2 separate regions of the Homo sapiens genome follow, and region 1 is linked to region 2. Evidence: chromatin loops called from intact Hi-C (ENCODE). Cell type or tissue: heart left ventricle. All regions are shown on one strand.

Region 1 (8,000 bases), 410 kb after region 2:
GTTCATGGGCACCTGGCTTGGTGGGTGGCTGGACTGAAATGATGGACTCATATGCTCAAGTGATGTCGTGAGGCCTGTGTCTCTTTTCTTTAATGTTGCTTCACTCTGAGTAGTCTCTCTTCATGAGGTACAAGATAGTTCAGGGCAGCTCTGGGCCTGTCACATCTTCCCAGACCATGCTGTCAGAGAAAACAGTGGATCTCTTTTTAGATAATTTCAGCAAAAGACCTGAGAAACCGTAGATTGGCCTGATCTGGTTCCAATGTCTATCCCTAAGTCTGTCACTGTGGCCAGAAAGCTGAAGCATCTGGGATTGGCGGCCTGACCAGCTGCTCATCTCTAGAGCTAGGGAGAAGAATGGGTGAGGAAGGTGTCTAGAAATTGTTGTGTAGCCAAAGTCATGTGCCCAATACATCTGCCCATAAGAGGGATTCTTTTCTTTCAACCTTTCTTTTTCATTACTGAGAAGTCCCTAGAGGGCCACACCCCTTTCTAGAGCTAGAAATGTTCTTACAATGAACAATTGGTCCTATTTGGTCTCACAGATTGGGGGACCACCTGGAGATACCTGAGGAAAATTTAGACAGAAGAATTCAGACCCTAAACTTAGAATGGGATGTTGGTGTGCAAGCTTTAGTCATGGTTTAATCTCAGATAAAGAAGTTGGAAAGGAAATCTCTCTTCTAGTTTAAGGAACAGAAATGTATTCTCAAACATTCTGGGACTTAAGTGGATGAGGCAACTGTACACTCATGCTAGTTCATAGCTCCTATGACTCCAAAACACCCCAAAGATTTTGAGGGCAGTTTTTTTTCTCCCATGACCTCACCCCTTCTTGCTACCCTTTCAGTGAAGTGCATAACATATAATATGTGTTCTTGGGAGTCAACTACTCCTGGTGGTAATGAGATTCCTTCCAGCAAGAAGGAAACCAGGGCGCATCTGTGCTGTGTCAGGGCTACCACACATTGGCATGAAAGAAATGTTCTTGATGCAGCAGGTGTTTCTGGCTTTAGAGCTCTACTACTTGTGGCATAATTTCTTTCTTAAAAAAAGATTATGCAACATTCATTTATTTATAGTCATTAATATGAATTTTTAAAAGCAAGAAAAAATATAAATAAAAGGAAGAAAATACAAGCCAATTATAATCTTACTCCCCCGAAAAGAATCTTGTAAATTTTATAATTTTGGTGTGTATCATTCCAAATTTTATCTGTGTAATTCTATTTGATTTGAGAGATGGACTCCCAAAATGAGCTCATCTAATTTAAAAAACAGCAAACTCTAAAGCAGATTCTTTCATAGGAATTAAAATATAAAGTAGCCAGGAATGTATTTTTGGAGCACATGAACTGCCAACCCTTAAGTCAAAAGACTCCTTTGCAACATGCGTCCTGTAGCCGACTCATGAGAATTTTTTCCTTGATTTCTTTTTAATTACCTTTTCCTGATTCTATAATGACTCCAGCAAGCCATTTCCTCATTTCATCTATTTCTCACTCCAAAATTCACAGTTCAGCCTATCACTTCAGGTAATTTTATGGCCTTCTTTATAATATTCAATTGCATCTAACATTTAATTCCAAAGTTGTTGATTTTGAGAAAGGTTTTTCCGTTGTAGTACCACTGCCCAGCAAAAGTTTGGTTGCCATTGTTTGAGGATACAAAAATGATTTAAAAATATAAAAGTGAATCTTAAACTAACAGTATAATCACTCCTGAGATTCTGCACACAAGGCCCAGTGTACATAGCTATGTAGATCCCAAGACGGTGAGCATTTCTGATTAGGAGCCAAGGGGGCTTCAGCAACGGCATCAACATAGATGAACATTGACTTAGACCTCTAGATTTAAGGTTCTTTGACTCCTGTCAGTTTTTTTAGAAGTGCAGATGGATAGATATTATCTTGATTTTATGATGAGATTCTAAATGTTTCTATATTCCACTACTATATATCCCTCCACACTGTGACCTTCCTTCCTCTCTGTTGTACATCATTGTGTGGATAGTCCTTTCCTCCCAGAAATAGGGTTGCATGGTGTAACTTGCTCTTTTGGCTTATCAGTATATCGTGGTTTACAATGTTTGAGACATAGACAATAACTCTGACTCAGCCAGAACAGAGACTGCTTTTCATCACACTGTGTAAACTGTTCTCACCAACTGGAGACAGACACCTGAAGTGTGTCCCCAACCCACACACTCAAGTCTTCTTCATCCTGCCCTGGACCTGGGAAACTGACCTTCGTTGACCATATCCATAGATTCCTGTGACCTCTGGCTTCCGGTTAGGTTCTGCCAACAACCTATGTCTCTGATAGGTTATGTCTACACATCTCTATAGTTAGTTGTTACTAATTTATTCCTCTAGTTTGTGAATTCTAAAATTATTAGCAATACCCAGGTCTCAAAATCCTTTATTCAGGATGGAATTATCCAAACACTCATCACTGCTCCAGGTGCTGGGAATAGTGAGGCAGGCACAGGGGTTGCTCTCCCTGAGCAGTAAGTCTTTTTGGGGGAACAGGACATAAAGCCAAAAGCACGAGTGATGGCTGTGGAGTCTGAGGGACAAGAAGGAATCTGTCTTCACATAGAAAGTGAGGGGCGGCTGCTCCACAGAAGAGACATTTCAGTGAGACTGGAAGAATCACTCTGAGAGAAACAGAAGAGTCTTCCAGAATGACAGAATGGAGCGTCCAATGATGGGGAGGGAAGAGGGAATATGGCAGTTAGTTTCTGAGGGGCTTTGAGTTCTATGGGACCCAAAGCAGAATGATGGGGAAACTGAGAGAACATCTTGGAGACAGATTTCAAATTGGTAGATGGGAACATTCAATGAAGACAATGACCAGTGACATCATGGGCCTGCTCAGTGTTTGTCCCGGGGAGTGTTTAAGCAGGCTAGGGGGGCTGTAAGGGAAATTCAGCTTTGGTAGGGTGCCAGAGAGATGACTCAGACAGTCTCCAATCCTATGAAACTCTCCATTCCTAAAATTCAAAGCCAATCACCCGAGCCTCTTTCCTTAATTTTATGACTTTGTGTTTTTCCTTTGGCCAAATACCAAGGAATATTATCTAATCCCTGTAGAGTTGTACATGGAGTTCAGCCTCGGCTCATTGCAGATCTCATTCAACTGCCATTCATCTGAAGACTTGAAGAAAATGTAACTGGCTCTTGGGCGTTCACTTAGCAGAAATAGAACTTTGGGAAGTGTCAAAAAGCATCTTTAAAAAGATAAATAAAGTCTGTGACCAACACTAGATTTCAGATCTGAAAGCAACTTCAGAAGCCAACAAGCCAACATCTTCATTTTATAGATAAAGCATGACAGGAGAGACCCAGGGACTTGGGCAACGCCTCTCGCCAATGAGGGCCAGAGCAGGGCTGGTGGATCAGGCCTCCTGACTCTGCCCTTGCCATTCAATCTGGGCCCTTTCGGGGGCAACCCATAGGAAATAACCGATGTATATTTCAGACAAATTCAAATCAAGTTCAAACAATCAAATATCTGAAGAGCTGCCCTGTCCCAAGGGTCTTTGACCACACTCTTCTTCTGTCTGGGATGCTCCTCTTCCCCTGGTTCACCTGGCTGGCTCCTTCTCGTCCGACAGATCTCAGCATAAATGCTGCATCCACGGAAAGACCTTTGAACGTCCAGTCTAAAATTGATCCCCTATTATTACCTCTCATAGAGTCCAGTCTTTCCTTCATACATTTAGCAGAGTTTTTTAGTAAGTGTACTTGTCTATTTCCTCTCTCAACCAATGCCCTTTACAGTCTATGCAATCAAGGACCAAGTCTGTTTTCTTAACTCCTCTGTTAAGTGCCTGGCATGTGTGAGGGCTGGGTGTTCTCCATTTGTCCCCCAACCCAAACACTCCAGTCTTCGTCCTGCCCTGGACGTGGGAAGCTGACCTGCATTGACTGCATCCATAGATTCCTATGACCTCTGGCTTCTGGTTAGGTTCTGCCAACAAGAGGTGCAGGTGGGAGATGAAAGGGCAGAAGAGGGAGGTCTGTTTTCATCCTTTTGCTCCGTCCCATGCAGGTTAGCAGGCTGCAGTGTGTAAGGTGGAATCCTTCTATCCCAAGCCACAGATTCTGTCTGGGCTGTCTCCTAGAGTTAACTTCTCCTTCTTCCTGCCCCTTTGGAGTGGTAGAGGTGGTAATGGCTCCCCTCCGTGGCTAGCCGTAGTTAATGCACCAAATCATTGTTTTATTTTAACCTCACCCAAACCTTTGGAAATATGTGTATCATTTATTAAATGTTTCTCAGGGACTTCATCCTAATATGCTTTCTTTGTCTTGCTGAGTCTCTAACAGATGCAATAGATGTTTAATAAGTTTTCGTTACATGTATTAAAATGGAAGAAGGATCAGATGAATTTCATAAGAGCTCCAGGGTGGAGAACTGAGATCACTGGGTAGAAATCAGTGAAACAGGCTAGTGGCATGTTTGAAGGAGAAGACATCAGAGAAATGTGAAGGCAATTGTCAAGGAAGGTGAATGGCTCTTGTATTGAGATTGCAATAGATGCTTGCTGAATGAAATAGTTTTAGCCATTACCATGCTGCATAGATCTTGTTAAAGTTTGCTTTTTAGGTGGCATCTAAAAGGGTGTGTTTGGGGATATAGTTTCCTGAAGCACGTAGAAGCGGTGTTTGGATTCAAACTCCATGAATGGCACTATCAAGGCCAGTTCTGGAGAAGGCAGAGCTGCCATTGGCTCCAAATGGTAGTTGTCCTGTTCTGACAGCCTGCCTGATCTTGGTGTCCAAGTGAGTCTTTGGGGCTCATCTACATACAATACAGGTCAGTTTTTCCTTCTCCCCTGATGAAAAACAAAAAGGCTGGACTAAGTAATTTGCACAACCTCTTTCAATTCTAAAATTCCCCAGTTCAGTGTTTCCATGATGTGAACTGGGTATGGTGTGACTTGGGAATTCTTACAAAGGAAGACAAGAGTATCAGGAGTGTATTTTGCCTTGAGTGGGTGGAGGCATCTTAGTGGCTGCTAAAGCTGACATTTGTCAGAACTCTGCTTCACCCTTTAACCGTAGACTCTTAGGTCAGTCAAGCCTACCCACACACCACGTGGCCAGTGTCCACCCACAAGCATTTCCAACTTGCAGGCAGGGATGGAGTTTCCCTCATCATTGTACTCTCCAACATGGAAACTGGCATGCTGAAGGTGCTCAATGAAATGAACATTCAGAGAATAGAGGAAATTAATGTTCATGGCAGAATTCCCTGGCTTCTCCTGGTCACTGCCTTTAAGACTATTTTGATTCTGAATTTTCCTGGCTCCTAAGCCCTTTTGACTAAATGTTCTGTTCCTGGCCCCATATTTTCTGCTTGGAGCCAGTGGCAGCTCTGCCTTCTCCAGAACTGGCTTGGTAGTGCCATTCGTGGAGTTTGAATCCAAACACCGTTTCTACGTGCGTCAGGAAACTATATCCCCAAACACACCCTTTTAGATGCCATCTATAAAGCAAACTTTAACAAGATCTTCAAGTAATGAGCAAAATGGGTCTCCCTCTTTCCATCTCACCTAATTCCTGATCTTTGCTTGATCACTAACTTACATTTTCTTAACCCCTACGTGAAAGAACAATGGTTTTCTGAGTAATAAACTGTTTAGAATATCAACACATTCTCAGGAACAAAAAACCCAAAATTAACTTGTTCTAAGAAAATGTCACAGACCCCTCCTGTGGCAGTAGTTGTTCAATACATTTAGTAGTAAAAATATGCCATGTGTCCATCAATTTCAATTTCCTTTCATCTTTTGGTCACTGAGCTATTTTTATCACAACACTTTCATTCCAAAGATGTATTTTTTCCCCTTATATCTACCAATTCTCCAATTCTCCAGACACCAGCTGGGTCCCCTACATTTCAATTCAATTTTTTTGCCAACTACCAAGAGTTAGCATACACCTCTTAGTTAGAGCTCAGTCCCATAAGACAGCTCCCACTTCAGACACTAGTCACAAGTCCTGAGCTCTCTATACTTCTAATAGGCTATACATCGGGGGTTCCCATGACCCCCTTCTCAGGTTTAATAATTTGCAGAACAGCTCACAAAACCCAGGGAAACATTTCGTTTATGTTTTCTCGATTTTTTTTTTTTTGAGACGGAGTCTCGCTCTGTCGCCCAGGCTGGAGTGCAGTGTCACGATCTCTGCTCACTGCAACCTCCACCTCCTGGGTTCAAGTGATTCTCCTGCCTCACCCTCCTGAGTAGCTGGGATTACAGGTGCACGCCACGATGCCCAGCTAATTTTTGTATTTTTAGTAGAGACGGGGTTTCACCATATTGGCAAGGCTGGTCTTGAACTCCTGACCTCGTGATCCGCCCGCCTCGGCCTCCCAAAGTGCTGGGATTACGGGTGTGAGCCACCGCACCTGGCCTCTGGCTTATGATAAAGGCTACAAACTCAGAAACAGCCAATGGAAGAGGTGCATGGGGCAAAGTATGGGGAGGCACACATCTGAGTGCACCACCCTCCCAGTACCTCTATGCGTTCACCAACCTCGAAGCTCTCTGGGCCCCGTCATTTAGCAGTTTTCACGGAAGTTCCATTTTATGGGCATGACTGATTCAATCATTGGCCATTGGCAACTGAATTTATTCTCCAGCCCCTTTCCCCTTCTCACGGGTCTGAGGGTGGTACTGAAAGTTCCAGCTTTCTACTTATGCCTTGGTCTTTCCTGAGGCTAGGCAGGGGCCTCCAGCCTCCAGCCACCAGCCATCTTATTAGCACACAAAAAGACACCTTATCACTCTGCACATTGCAAGGGTTTTAGGAGCTACATGCCAGGAACTGGGGACAAAGACCAAATATGTATTTCTTATTATGGCACAGGCACATAGCCAGACTGCATTTCTCAGCCTCACTGGCAGCTAGGTGGCCATGTGAATGAGTTCTGGCCAATGGAATGTGTACACGAAAGATGTCTGTCGCCAACAGGCCTGCTCTCTAAAATTCTCCATAGCTAACCCCAGTGCCCTCTCTTCCTTTGTTTGCTGTTTGGAGGCAGAGTGTCCAGTGATGGACTCAGAGGCCCTTAAGAAGATCAGAGCTAGTGGATGAAGGATCCTGAAGCCCTAAATGATAGCAGAGTCAGCAGATGAAACAGCCTGTGTCCTTGACTAAAACAGAGCACCCCCACCTGCCTACCTTCGTTGCAATGTGGCATTAACAAGAAGTAAGCCTTTATTGTGTCAAGCCACAAAGGGGGCTGTTTGTTACAGCAGTTGGCCTCCACTGACTAATACAATACACCTGCGTGCCCCAGACTTTGAGGCTCCAAACCAGTTTCCTTGACTCTCTAGGCTGGTGCTTCTTCTGGAGAAAATCTGACCGATTTTAAAACAAATTCTGCCAAGAAGTATGTATTTAAACAGAAGCATTCCCCTTAAGTTTCTTTTCAATGGGGTGTGTGTGTGTGTGTGTGTGTGTGTGTGTGTGTGTGTGTGTGTTTAGGGTCGAAGGAGTTTCTTTCAGATTGGCTTTGATGTCTAATAATCCTATCCATTGCTGTTACAAGTAAAATGAACCAAATAGAAAAATAGCTTCTTAGGGAGGGGAAAAAGGAAGCTGTCCCCATCATTTCTGGTGGCCAAGGATTACCGTGGCAGAACTATTGTCTTTTCTCTCGGCCTGTGCTGTCTTTGGCAGAGGCTCCAACTTATGACCTATCTAAATTAAAGTTTTCCCCTGGAGATGGATTTTATGAGGGGAACTTAGCAATTAGGAAAGAATGGCTAGGTTTCTGCCCTGTAGAGTGGGCCAGAAATGTCACATCCAAACCCTGAGATACAAAACACTTCCCCTGATTATCCAACAACCAAGTGCATTTTAGTAATTTGGTTCTCTTCAACCCATCAGTGGCTGCCCAGGGAATGTGAAATGAGGGAAATATCAAGTTGTTTCTTAGTTGTTTTTGGTCATTTCCCTAACAGACATTATCAAAAATATAACAGG
Region 2 (8,000 bases):
TTGAAAATGCAGTTGCTTTTTTACAAGATATCTGAGCCAAGAGTCTTTTCAGTAATGTTCCCACTTGCATAACTAGTTTAATAAAGCATTTTCAATTTGACATGGTGTAAGTCAAAATTATTACTAATTCTGAATTAATTAGATATAGTTAATGAGATTGTTGTATACGTTTATCACGAAGATTAAAAGTCCAATTTTCTGAACTGAAACTGAGGCGATTTAGGGAAAAAAAAATGCATAGGAATTTTACATCTGGATTTCTTCTTGATACTGATAGCCAATGGAAATCTCTCTTAGGATGTCCTTTGGGAGCTAGAGTGGAAAATAAGTATTTTGTAATGGTTCAGTAATCTTAAAGGAATTAAAGGAAGAGTACCTTGTTTGTTTTTATCCATTTATCATCTCACGTTTTGCCATCCTTTGGTTGTATAGACCAAGGATATCCAACCAAACAGTTTACAATAAAACTATATAAAATGAGAACTAGTTTTTATGCTCAGACTAAAAAGGTACAAAATAGTTATTTCACTGTACAAATTTGGGCTCTGAATGCCCAGTTATTATCAAGAAGTCAGTTACTATTTTCAATATTGAACTTCTCAAGTAGAATGTATTTTAGAAGCATCCATTTATTTACTAGCATCAAGTAAACCACTTATATGCTTAAGCCAGTTAGTATAATGTATTCCAAAGTTATGTTAGTCTACTTATTTTTTAGGTATAAAGGTGAATAGGATGAGAAAATAAATTTTCAAAAGCTGACAGATGTATGTCTTAGACCATTTTAAATATTGCTGTACAATACCCGATTTAATACTTTGCCCATGGATTTCTTTTTACATCTGTAAAAAGTTTTATGGAAAGGTTTTTCACCTTTGTTATCCAGACAACAGTGCTTTGAGTTATGTAAAGACAAGGTATTTCTGTTTTATAGCTGGGGACTTAGAGGCCTAGATTAGCTAGGCCAAGGTTACATAAGCAGCTAGTGGTAGATTCAGATGGAAACCCAAGTCATTGTTAGGATTCCTAGTTTAATTTTCTTTATATTAAATCATAGTAGTTTCTTACTTTTTTGGGAACAATCTGCTAAGAAATCTCCTGCTAATTCACTGACCTTTCAGACTGGGATGATGTTAGTAAATATTTATATTGAATGACATCCTTTTTCCATTTTACTTCAATTTCTCAGTCTTTTCTCCAGTTCTCCAAGGTTAACTCCATTAATTCTGTCAGTGAGCATTGGAGTTTCTACCGTCTACTCTGTAGTAGCTTGTACTACAGAAAGACGTTGGCAATGTGACATGTGGTCTCTAGTCTCAAAAAGTTTACAGTCCAGTATGTAATAACATCTATGCTAGGATGGAAATCCAAATAGGGTATAGTGGGAGCAAAGGGAGTTACACGGTCAGCTCCACATTAAAGTGTCAGGAGTGGTCTCTTTGAATTGATTTCTGAGAGAAGAGTAGGCTGTGGTTGTCAGGATGTGGTTAGTTCAGAGATTCCCAGGCTTATATATAAACCAGTTATTAAAAACTCAAGTGGTGGAGGCCTTAAGGTGTGCCCAAATTTTTCAGGTAAGGGTATTAAAAGTGCTGTTTACTTTTATGAAAGAATTTATTTATACATTTATTTATACAGATAGGACATTTTATGACCCAAAACTCTTAAGTGGGAAGAAGCTTAGAGTAATTTGAATATATCCTTTTTTAAAAAATGAGTGAGTATAGCTTTATTGTCAGTTTTCCTTCCCCCCTCCGCCATTTTTCTGCATACCTGTAACAATTTATTGACTGGCATTTGAGAAGATTGGCTTAGTGGAGAAAATATTGAATTGAGACCTGTGGAAGAAGGAAAAGGGAATTTAATGAGTTCTTACTACATGTCTACATTGTTTCTTTTAATCTTCACGAACTACTTAAGCCAAATATTATCCTTCATTTAAAGTTGAGGAAACAGTCTTAGTGGTTAAGTAACTTACCCAACTCATTCAATTAGTAATTAGTAGAGCCTGAATTTTAATCTTAGGATTTTTTTTCCCCTTCGGAAGCCCATGGGTTTTGCATTACCTTACTAGTTCTGCTACTTATTGGTAGCTCTATGATTTTATGCAAAACAGTTTACCTGTGGGTCATCATTTTTTCCATCTGTAAATTTGATCAGCTACTTACTAAGGTTTCTTCACTGAGTATAAGTCTCCCTTGATTAAATTAAAGCATTGTCTGAGTGAGTAGACAAAGTAAAAATGTATTTGGGGGAATAATATATGTGTTTTTGTTATGCCGTTTTCTTATCTATTTTTGAATGTACTGTATCGTCTTTAAGTGACATACCACTTTTGAGAATCAGTTTGAAACCAGGCTGTAATACTTGATTTATCACTGTAGAATGTCTGAGACAGAAAGTCAGTTATAGGTTGGGTGCAGTGGCTCATGCCTGTATCCCAGCACTTTGGGAGGCCGAGGCAGGTGGATCATGAGGTCAGGAGTTCAAGACCAGCCTGGCCAAGATGGTGAAACCTCATCTCTACTAAAAATACAAAAATTAGCTGGGCATGGTGGCGGGGTCCTGTAATCCCAGCTACTCAGGAGGCTAAGGCAGAATTGCTGGAATTGGCGATTGCACTCCAGCCTGGGCGACAGAGTGAGACTCTGTCTCAAAAAAAAAAAAAAAAAAAAAAAAGAAAGTCAGTTATAAATCCTTTTAAAATGTGGAAGATATCATGTTACTATTTGTTAATTATGTGCGTCCTTTTATATATATAAGTTCTTTGTTGAATTTGTGAGGCATCAGAGTATATAACTTTATAGGTCACTAGGAACCTTTATATTTTACTGTAGAAGAGTGCTCTTCAAAATGTGTCCTGTGACCTATTAGTAGTAGGTCATAAATCTCTTTTGTGGGTCCGAAACAGCATTAAAAATTTAAACCGAAAAGTAAATACTAGAGTACATCACAGATAAGAGAGGGAAATACTGTTCCCTGAAATTTGTTTGAAGTGTTTGTGATGCGTGTGAATCTGGATTGCACTATATTTCATACTGAAGGTCATGGTTAACAGTATTTGAAAAACAGTTTTCTAGAGCAACATTTCTTAACCAAAGCATTATTGACATTTTGAGGCAGATGATTTCTTTTTTATGGGGGCTGTCCTGTGCGTTGTAGGATGTTTAGCCACATCCCTGGGTTTTATCCACTAGGTGTCAGTAGTACATTTCCGGTGGTGACAACCAAAACTGCCTCCAGATCTTGCCTTTTATCTCTGGGGGATGGGTAGTGGGGTGGCAAAATTACTGCCTTGGTGAGAGCTGTTGCTTTAGAGCAAGTGTTCTTTCTGACAATTTACTCTCTTGTATCTGAAAAGATAGCTTTATTAATGGGACTAACATTGTGTATGTAGAAAAGTCATAGATGTTAGAGTTTTAGGGACTTGGTCTCGGTTTTGTTGTTCACTAGTTGTATGATGTGGGGTAAATTTTCTTCCTGAGACTCTGTTTGTTAGTCTGTAAAATGAGGATTTTGATATCTACTTTTTAGGTTGTTTTAAGAATTAAATATATAAAAACACTAGGGTAATTTCTCACACATCATTGGCTTCCTTCCGTATGTCCTAGAACCATTAGTGTCCAGGTTTTTTTTCTCCATAAAGTCTATATGTGAAGGCAAACAATTTTAAAAACTATTTATATAAACAGATTTCAAAAAAGTTAAATTGTGTATATTCTGTTTATTCTTTTCTTTCTTTCTTTTTTTTTTTTTTTTTTTGAGACGTAGTCTTGCCCTGTCTCCAGGCTGGAGTGCAGTGGTGTGATCTTGGCTCACTGCAACCTCTGCCTCCCGGGTTCAAGCAATTCTTCTGCCTCAGCCTCCTGAGTAGCTGGGTCTACAGGCGTGTGCTAACCACGCCCAACTAATTTTTGTAGTTTTAGTAGAGGTTAGCAGAGATGGGGTTTCACCATGTTGGCCTAGATCTCTTAACCTTGTGATCCGCCTGCCTCGGCCTCCCAAAGTGCTGGGATTACAGGCGTGAACCACTGTGCCCGGCCCTGGTTATTCTTTTAACTGCTAAATTTACTAACTTTAGGTACCGGGTTAAAAATGTTTGCACTTTTCATGTGGAGAAAAACTGAGTTGGGTAGTATCTTTAAGGACTTTTCTCTCTGTTGCTCTTTTTTTTTTGGCTTTGTTTTCACTTCATCAAATCAACAAACATGTTGAGGATTTAATATAGATAAAAATCTTATTTCTTCAACCTGTTGTACAAAATATTTTGTATTCTCCACCAAGAATTTAACTTGATCTGTTGATCTGTTGATCATTTTTTCCCAGCTTTATTGAGGTATAATTGACAAATAAATATTGTATATATTCAAGGTGTACAATGCAATGCTTTGATATACATGTACATTGTATAATGATTACCAAAATCAAATTGACACATCCATCACCACAAACGATTACCCTTTGTGTGGGAGTGGTAAAGACACAGAGGATGTACTCTCAGCAAATTTCAAGTACATAATACAGTATTATTAGCTATAGTCACCATACTGTACCTTATATCCCCAGAACGTACTCATCTTAGAACTGAAAGTTAGTGTTCTTTTTTCAGCATCTCCCCATTTTCTCCATCCCCTGCCCCAACAACCACCTTTCATATTCTCTGCTTCTGTGAGTTCTACTTTAGATTCCATATATAGTGAGATCATACATTATTTATCTCTCTGTCTCTGGCTTATTTCACTTAGCTGTCTTCCAGGTTCATCTATGTTGTTGCAAATGACAGGATTTCCTTTTTTATGACTGAATAATATTTTATTGTATATATCACATTTTCTTTACTCATTTGTGGACAAGCACTCAGGTTGGCTCCATATCTTGGCTATTATGAATAATGCTGCATTGAACATGGGAGTGCAGATATCTCTTAGAGATCCTAATTTTATTTACTTTGAACATATACTCAGGAATGGGATTGCTGGAACTTATGAAAATTACATTTTTAATTTTTTGAGGAATTTCCATACTGTTTTCCATAATGGCTGTACCAATTCCTTTCTAATGATATTTTATTTTGGTCTGAATACAGAATTAATAACAGAAAAGCCTACTAAATAAGCCTTACAGATGCCTAGGTAGGGCTTATATTCTGTGTTCTTTATATTAACTTATTAAATTATCACAGGTAGCCAGGTGCAGTGGCTTGTGCCTATAATCTCAGCAACTCAGGATGCTGAGTCAGGAGGATCGCTTGAAGCCAGGACTTTAAGACCAGCTTGGCCAACATAGTGAGACCCCGTCTCTAAAAAATAAAAAAGTAACTGGGTGTGGTGCACACCACACCTGTAGTTCCAGCTATTCGGAAGGCTGAGGCCAGCAGGAGGATCACTTGAGCCCAGGAGTTTGAGGTTGCAGTGAGCTATGATCATGCCACTGCACTGCAGCCTGGGTGTCAGAGCAAGACCCTGTCTCAAAAAAATTCTCACAAGAACTCTGTGAAGTAGTTAATATTATTAGCCCTGTTTTACAGATGAAGAAACTGAGGTACAAAGAAATGTAATGACTTGCTGGTAGAATGGATTTACACCTAGGCAATCTTGCCCTAGAGTCAGTGCTTTTAACTACTGTGCTAGGTTAGCTGGATATAGATTCTACCTGTAATTTAGAGTCTCTTTATATAGTTACTATAGTTAATTTGACTGTCAGTTTGTGGCATGAAACTAATCTTTACCTTAATGTGTTATTAGATCTAAAAGAATTTCTAATAGTCTAATGAGAATATATGCAAAATTCCCTGTATGTCTTTTAATATATTATTTTTCTTAACTCATGTTAGGGCATTACAGTCTTCCCTTGGTATCCTCCTATTTTGTGGGAGATTGTTTTCAGGACACCCATGAATACCAAACTCCATAGATGCTCAAGTCCCTCAGATAAAATAGCATAGTATTTGCATGTAACTTACACATATCTTCCCATACACTTTAAATCATCTTTAGATTACTTATAATACATAATACAGTGAAAATGCTATGTATGTAGTTGTTATATTGTTTTTTGTTGTTGTTGTTTATTTTTATTTTTTTCAACATTTTCTTTCTTTTTTTTTTTTTTTTTTTTTGAGATGGAGTCTTGCTTTGTTGCCCAGGCTGGAGTGCAGTGGCATGATCTCGGCTCACTGCAACCTCTGCCTCCTGGGTTCAAGTGATTCTCCTGTCTCAGCCTCCCGAGTAGCTGGGACTACAGGTGCACACCACCACTCCCTGCTAATTTTTGTGTTTTTAGTAGAGATGGGGTTTCACCATGTTGGTCAGGCTGGTCTCGAACTCCTGACCTCAGGTAATCCACTCACCTCAGCCTCTCAAAGTGCTGGGATTACAGGTGTGAGCCACCATGCCCAGCCTTTTTCAATCCACAGTTGGTTGAATCTGTGGTTTCTGCATCCCCACGGAGGCTGACTGTGTTTACTTTTTGCCATTAAAAAAATAATATCTAGAAGCTGGAAACCATCATTCTCAGCAAACTGTCGCAAGGACAAAAAAACCAAACACCGCATGTTCTCACTCATAGTGGGAATTGAACAATGAGAACAACATGGACGTGGGAAGGGGAACATCACACACCGGGGCCTGTTGTGGGGTGGGGGGAGGGGGAGGGATAGCATTGGGAGATATACCTAATGTTAGATGACGGGTTAATGGGTGCAGCACACCAACATGGCACATGTATACATATGTAACAAACCTGCACGTTGTGCACATGTACCTAAAACTTAAAGTATAATAATAATAATAATAAAAAATATTTAGCATTAATGGTTTCTTTTGATTTTGTACCCTGCTTCTACTAAGGCTATTTTTAAGTTTGCCTTTTTTTTTTTTTCCAAAAAATGATACATGATAGTGTTTGCAGAGATTAGCCACCAATAGATTTTATTGTAATCTTGTGGGGCATTTCTTATGATTTAAAAAAAAATCTATAATATGTATTTAACCAAGTATGTCCTGCCTGTGTTTTTTGTGTGGCTTAAGAGCCAAGCATCACTTTTACATTTTTAAATAGTTGGAAAAAATCAAAAGAAGAATAGTATTTTGTGACATGTGAAAAATTATATGAAATTTGAATTTCAGTGTTTATAAAGTTTTATGGAAATACAGCTACAGTCATTCATTTACATGTTGTCTATGACTACTTTTGTGCTACAACTGCTGAGGTAAATAATTGCTACAGACCACATGGCCTGCAAAAGTTAAAATATTTATTACCTGTCCTTTTATAGAAAAGTTGCCAATTCTTGCTCTAGATTATTTACTTATGTATTGCAGTTAACTGTTCATTGTCTTATTTACCTTCACTGAAATGGAAACTCCATAAAGGCAAGAAATCTTTGTTTTGTTCATTGATATATCCCAGGTACCAAAGAACAGTGCCTGCCTCATCATAGCTACTCAGTAAATATTTGTATAGAGTAAAAAATGTATGAATTTATAAAAAATGAATATTTAATTTTCAAAATGATAATAGCTAATGTTTATTGAGTACTAACAACCATGTGAAATACAGATGTTTTATTATATCCATTTAACATCAAGATTAACACATTAAGAAAGAAAAGTAGGCCGGGCGTGGTAGCTTATACCTGTAATCCCAGCACTTTGGGAGGCCGAGGCGGGTGGATCATGTGGTCAGGAGTTCAAGACCAGCCTGGCCAAGATGGTGAAACCCCATCTCTGCTAAAAAATACAAAAATTAGCCGGGCGTGGTGGCGAGCACCTGTAATCCCAGCTACTCAGGAGGCTGAGGCAGGATAATCGCTTGAACCCAGGAGGCAGAGTCTGCAGTGAGCTGAGATCATGCCCCTGCACTCTAGCCTGGGCGACAAAGCAAGACTCTGTCTCAAAAAAAAAGAAAGAAAGAAAAGTAACTTACCCAGGGTTACACAGTTAAGTAATGGTAGAACTGGTATCCCATCCTAGAGAATGTGACTTTAAAACTGGTTCACT

The links. Peaks named below come from ENCODE experiments on the same cell type or tissue, not always from the same donor. Only the 100,000 strongest peaks of a DNase experiment are listed, where the experiment ranks them.
Region 1: a loop joins it to region 2, with 5 times the contacts of the local background. A loop is called at or near these places in 32 of 110 quality-filtered maps.

Annotation. Positions count from the first base shown.
Region 1 is chr4:15,235,077-15,243,076 of GRCh38, reverse strand. All of the region lies in intron 2 of C1QTNF7-AS1 (C1QTNF7 antisense RNA 1), which reads left to right. Among named protein-coding and RNA genes, the nearest start is that of C1QTNF7-AS1, 190 kb to the left of the region's middle. In heart left ventricle, a CTCF peak has its summit at 4,197; no DNase peak of the experiment used is centred here; H3K27ac peaks cover 380 bases.
Region 2 is chr4:15,645,341-15,653,340 of GRCh38, reverse strand. The region is part of intron 1 of FBXL5 (F-box and leucine rich repeat protein 5); the gene reads left to right. It also overlaps a transcript of FAM200B not described here. Among named protein-coding and RNA genes, the nearest start is that of FBXL5, 6.0 kb to the left of the region's middle. RefSeq lists silencers at 4,584-4,683, 5,952-6,177. In heart left ventricle, CTCF peaks have their summits at 2,983 and 3,187 (motif pointing right); no DNase peak of the experiment used is centred here; H3K4me3 peaks cover 1,296 bases; H3K27ac peaks cover 2,044 bases.